Regions from separate parts of the Homo sapiens genome. Here region 2 is linked to region 1. A link is an interaction called in ENCODE POLR2A ChIA-PET data of the cell type or tissue named here. Cell type or tissue: PC-3. All regions are shown on one strand. Links, peaks and the distances in the headings refer to the core of each region. The heading gives the core; the rest is flanking DNA. Region 1 overlaps JAZF1 (JAZF zinc finger 1). Region 2 overlaps LOC105375211 (a long non-coding RNA gene).

Evidence for each region. Peaks named below come from ENCODE experiments on the same cell type or tissue, not always from the same donor. Only the 100,000 strongest peaks of a DNase experiment are listed, where the experiment ranks them.
Region 2: POLR2A ChIA-PET joins it to region 1 with 5 read pairs; 2 of 35 experiments call an interaction of 5 or more read pairs at or near these places.

Annotation. Positions count from the first base shown.
Region 1 is chr7:27,831,245-27,834,169 of GRCh38, forward strand. It overlaps JAZF1 (JAZF zinc finger 1), which reads right to left. Exons shown (of 5, transcript NM_175061.4): 5 at 1-1,732. The coding sequence ends at 1,556. Among named protein-coding and RNA genes, the nearest start is that of TAX1BP1-AS1, 92 kb to the left of the region's middle. In PC-3, for the core only: no CTCF peak of the experiment used is centred there; no DNase peak of the experiment used is centred there.
Region 2 is chr7:27,713,861-27,716,785 of GRCh38, forward strand. All of the region lies in intron 2 of LOC105375211 (a long non-coding RNA gene), which reads left to right. Among named protein-coding and RNA genes, the nearest start is that of TAX1BP1, 25 kb to the right of the region's middle. In PC-3, for the core only: no CTCF peak of the experiment used is centred there; no DNase peak of the experiment used is centred there; H3K27ac peaks cover 398 bases.

The DNA.
Region 1 (2,925 bases), core at 291-2,790:
AGAACTGTCATCCTTTCAAAATGTCTGAAAATTGAGGAGGGACCCCTGCTTCCCAGTTATATGTGATGTAAGACTTTTCATCAAATGGGAACATGGGAAGAAACTTTATAAGCAATTTGAGTTTGTTTTATGGGCAGTTAGCTATCTCAAAGCATTTTTTATTGCATTATTAGGCAACTGGTAAACTCTCGTGTTTAAGGAATAGCACTTGGGAGAAAAGAACACTCAAGGCATGATGGTACTGTCGGTGAGGAAAAACTTAAGGAATGGTCCAGATGTAGATTACTCTAATAGGTCGTATTAGTCATGCTTTTCTTTGACCACCTGCTGCAAGAAGCACTTAATTGTCAATAAGGCTCATTTTCCTATTTCAGCAAAGTGTTTGTTTTATAAAGCTAAACAGACATTTCCAATGAGAATGCAGACCTCTCTACAATGTGATGAGAAAAGTACCTTTTAAAAAAAGTAAAAAATGAGCATGAAGAAGAGGCAATAGGGGTCTTAACAAAAGTGTTCATCTTTGAAACGTGCTTAGAATTTTAGTTCTGATTTGCAACCCACAGGTTTGGTAGGGCAGTGGTTGCAAGAATTGGCAACACATAAACATTAAATTGTTGGCAATAGAGAACTACAAAGTGCTTTAAAACTTCATCTGAAGATGAAGATATAACTAAACTTCACACACACACACTTTGCACTGAAGTATTTCAAAGTCTTTTCTAACAGATTTCAGGGAAAAAAGTATTTCACTAAATGGGTATCTTGGTCCGCAGATATCAATAGGCATAAATTGAATCCCTTGTACCCAGCAGGCACTCAATCAATGTGTGTTAAATGAATGAACGAACTGAATAGACTATTTTGTACAAAATGCCATTTATAACACTAAAATGACTAGTAAGTCAGATGGCAAGATTTTCAGCTTTTTAAAGGGCAAAAGGATTTGCAAGATAATATAAAACACAGAAAGCACACCTTTACGTATGTTATTTAAATATGAAAATATTTTTAGCATATTATGTTAAACATTCTTTCTTATTTATATTTCCATTACCTAAAGTCTTTCTACTCACAAATACTAACTCCATTATGTAAGGCATGGTAACCAGTTTGATAATGAAGGTATTATTTTGGTTTTGAACATATGTGAGTTGATGTGTTGAAAACTTCAATCACATTACAATCTTGAAAAAAAAATCTCAGTGCCAGCCCCTCCTCCCCCCAGGTTGATACCACCGCAATACAATTCAACAATATGCAACATGCCCTCAATTTTATTTTGTTTTGGGGGAAATGTGCTGAAGAACCTAGAGCTTTTTTTGTTTAGCACCTTATATCAAAGTAATGAAAATGGGTATGATGATTACATGTGCAAATGTACAAAATCATTAACTCTACAAAGATACATCATTCCAAAATTACAGAAAAAATTTAAAGCATGCATTTAATTCTTTTTCTTTAAAGGGTTGCTGAATGCTTCCCCTGAAAAAAGGTGGCTGTTTTCAAAATCAGCAACTGCTGGTGAGGATTTCTTGGCACAGTTATGACCAGCATGTTATTGCTGCATCTTCCTGATAATCTCAGCCGACACCGGGGGATGGAAATTGATTGTGTGGTGCCGCAGGCCCTGAGCTGTCTTGTAACTCTTCCCACAGCGACACTTGAATGGTTTGCGGACACGAATCTGTGTTCTGTGACCATTCTTAGCGTGATACTTTATGCCATTCACATTCTGTGGAGAAGACAAAAATATTTATTACATGGATTCACAGGATACCTGTCAAACTTCGGAAACCTCAATTTGGGTCTGGATTGCAGTTCCTGGATGGCAGCTGTTTAGAGTGTAGTCTTTTGCAAGGACTCCAGTTGGGACCCTTCAAGGACATTCTGGTGTGTCGGTCATGGGCTGTACGGATGGTCACACACACAGCTGACTCAAAATTTCAGATGTGCCTCAATTACTCTGAAAATGAAAGTACTGATTTCTTCCAATTTTATATAAAATATATATTTAGGACTTACAGACTGTATAAAGAAAATCCTCTGAATCTTTTCCACTCTAAAGAAAGTTAACAGTGAACAATCCTACACAAATATCCTCAGCATGACCAACAAAATATCTTTCTAAAGAAAAACATCAGGGCATATCCCAAAAGTTTAACATATAGAAATTTTTGATTTGGAAACTCAATTTACAGCTTGCTTCTAGATAACTGTGTTAACAGTTCCCTACCATGCCTTAACCAGAGTTTTTGTCAGTTTTCTGCTCTGCACTAAGCCAGTATCTCTGATGCCACTGTGGGAGCTACTTGTTGCCCAAATCTTGTCCCCGCCGTACAGTTGTACATGTTTAATAAGCACCTGTAGTCAGACTAGTCCTTACCTTAAGTATTACATTCCAAACATACAATGAACTTTAAAAATTTAAGGTTATATAATGTTAGTCACTAAGATTGGACTTCTTAGCATCTGGATACTAAAGTTATCAAAATGCTTTCTAAATTTCTGTTTGTCGGTTTTGCTAGTTCACCAGCATATTCTATGTAAGATTCCGTATTCTATGTAAGAGTCACTCTCTACAGTTTTAACCACCAGTAATCCTCATCCCAATTAAATGGTGAGGAAATGGGCTTGAGGGTAGTAAGTAACTGGTGGAAGATCTAAGAAGGGACGGCGGACGTGTGGTATTTGAGATAGGTCTTAATTTCCAAGTCAGCAATTGCCAGATTAGAGAGTAAGGGAACACAGAAGAGACAGCCTGAAACAAAAAGCACAGATTTTAGGAGAGTGAGCTGTTTCCTAAAATATTACCTAAATCCAGTCCTGCTAGAGCCAGTCCCTTGCCCAACTGAAGGATTCCAACACAAATTGTTCCCACTCTTCATGGGATGCCTTCAAAGAGCTCCCAGAAAACAGCTCCCTGCT
Region 2 (2,925 bases), core at 147-2,646, 120 kb before region 1:
AACATTAGGAATTACAATTTGACGTGAGATTTGGGTGGGACACAGAGCCAAACCTTATCACCTGGGATGTAATATTGTGTCATTATACTAAAGTCCAGATGCCAGGCTAGCACTGTAGGTAAAGAAGCCAAGCTTCGCCTAGGGGTGGATTGATGAGTTTGATATAGCTTATTCCAACAAATCTATGATATAGTTTATTCAATCAACAGGGCGATCAGTTTAAAGGAAAAAGAAATAAACTTTACCTACCCATGAGGGTAGGAGGAATGTGAGAAAGAATGAGGAAATTAATACATATAAATGTAGAGAGAAGGAAGACAGAGCCAGGTGGTGTCTTCCCATGATGATATCATTAATACTAGTAATAATAATGATGATGATAGCATTTTAGTCAGTTAGGGCTGCTGCAACAAAGTGTCATAGACTGAATGGCTTAGAAGCAACAGAGATTTACTTGATGGAGTTTTGGAGGTTGGAAGTCTGAGATCAGGGTGCCAGCATGGTTGATTCCGGGATGGCCCTTTTCCAGGTTGCAGACTGCCAACTTCTCAATGGACTCTCACAAGGCAGAAAGAGGACAAGAGAGCTCTCTGAAGGCATTATAAGGGCACTAATGCCATTCATGAGGGCTCCACCCTTATGACATATTACCTCCCAAAGGTCCCTCCTCCTAATATCATCACACTAGGGGCTAGGATTTCAATATATGAATGTAGGGTGTGGAGCGGGGGGTATATATTCAGTCCATTGCAGATAGGAAACTTTTTTGAGTATTTATCATATGCAGGCACTTATGTGAATGTTTCATAACTATGAAATAGGTGCTATATGGATGATAAAAAGCTCAGAGAGGTGAAGTAATTTTCATAAGGTCACTCAGGTCTATCAGACTCAAAAGCTAAGAAACAGTACTATTTCTTTATCCATGTGTGTATCACCTATTATCCAGCCAGGATGTCCTTCAAACCTCCCTCTAAGAAGGCATGAAGACTAAGAAGGATGTGGAGTGAAAGTATCTGGGTGATCTGAGATACAGTTTCACTGGATGGGATTCTCAGGAGGGTGTGGACACCACTGGTGAGAGCCTAGTGCTGTTTGGTTATTGTAGGAGGAGAAATCTGTGCTTTCTCAGCCTCACTGTACTTATGAACTTTGTGTTTTCTTTACGTTCTTTTATCTTCAATCATATTCCTTTGGGAAATTCCAGCTTGCTTTACTGTGCTGAGATAACAATGTTCTTTTGTTCATGTCTGAGCCAGAGAGTTTCTCTGCCAAGGGTAGAGGAAAGGATGTGATGGGATGGGGGTGGGCATGGAGTTAACAGTGGATTTCAAAATGTGAGAAGCTTAAAAGGGCGACCCATCTGCACACACACACTCCTGGGTCCTTTTCTCCTCCATGTACCGTTGCAAGGGAGAGGGCAATGAAAAATGGCGAACATCTTTTTACTTAACCTTGCTGTGTTGTCCCCTCTTGGCTGTAGATGGTCTCTGCAAAACAGGCATCCAGTGGAGCATATGTAGGGTTCTCTGGGGACTGCTATAGGGGTCCTCCCCACTGTTTAGTTCTCTGACTAGAGAGAAGCTAGCCTGATGCTTTTTAAAATCCACCAACCCCCTCTCCTATCCCTCTTTTCCAGTCCTGCCGCCCCTTGATCTTGGGTCCTTTTGCCCCACAGGCAGCCCTCTTGGGCGGGGCACCTCCAAGATGGCTCAAGCCTATCTGTCTTCATCAGGGTCCACTCAGATCCTTGCCAAGCCCAAGAGAAATCTGACAAATTACTCATACAAAAAAATAAAACCAAAACACACAACTGTTTCCACTGACCTATTTGTGTTTTACCAGCTAAGGCTAACATGGTGCCCTCTTTGAGTGCAGCTGTCCTACTACCTCAGCAAGGGAGCAGCCTGCTCCTAAACTGTCCTGTCTCCCTTCCTTGTTGTCACTCCCTGATTTCTTTTTCCTTATGCTCAAATGGGCATAATGGATAAATCAGCAATATCAGGGCATAATTATAACTTCAGCCGGGGAATGACTCTCTCCTCACAGGCCCTTTCCAAATGTACAAATTTACCAGAGATTCTCTTACTGTCCTCCTCATGTGGCTTGGGTTGGGAATGGAGAAGGAAGAAGCACAAAAGAAGCGTGGTGAAGAGAGGGAACTCACCACACAGCTAAAGGATTTCTTGAGAATTATGAATGGGAAGTACAAGCACCTATTTTCCTCAGTTTTAGGATCCAATGTTCTCAGCTTTGGGGTTTTCCCAGCAATCAAGAGGTGACAGGAAAAATCTTATTTAACTTTCGGTTATATGTATATACTGAACATATAGGTGCAGAAATATATACTGAACAGCAAAGGTGCAGAAATATGTTTATCTCAGTCATAGGGTTGATGTGAGAATCAAATGAGATAGTCAAAAGGCTAATAGCTGCAGCCTACGGTATCTCTTAAATTAGTGATAGCGATTCTAGTTCCACAATCTCTTATTTGAAACCTGTAGGGCCAACCATATTCTAAGATTCAGAAGTTTTTGGACTTTAGAATAGTAATTCTATATATTATAGCACCTCCAGGGAGTCTGGAGCAAAGTCTTCTAATCAAACACATTCATATTTCTGCAGTGAAATGTATAAATAGTAACAGTAAATGGTTTAAATAGATTTTAAATAGCCTGACATCAGTTCAGGTGATAATTTGCCACTAAATGAGTTCAGACTAGTCCAAGGTTTTGGCATTTTGAGATATGACAAATTGTCAATTTCAAGAGTTCTTTGGATTTCAAAATTTCAGACAAAACATTGTGGACTTGTATTAAGAATACAAGGTCTTTGTCCTAGGAACTAAAGCCCAACAAACCAAGTGCTAGACTGTAGCTTTCCTTGCTGACAGTTTCCGTCATTGTGTCATTGACCCGGCCCTTC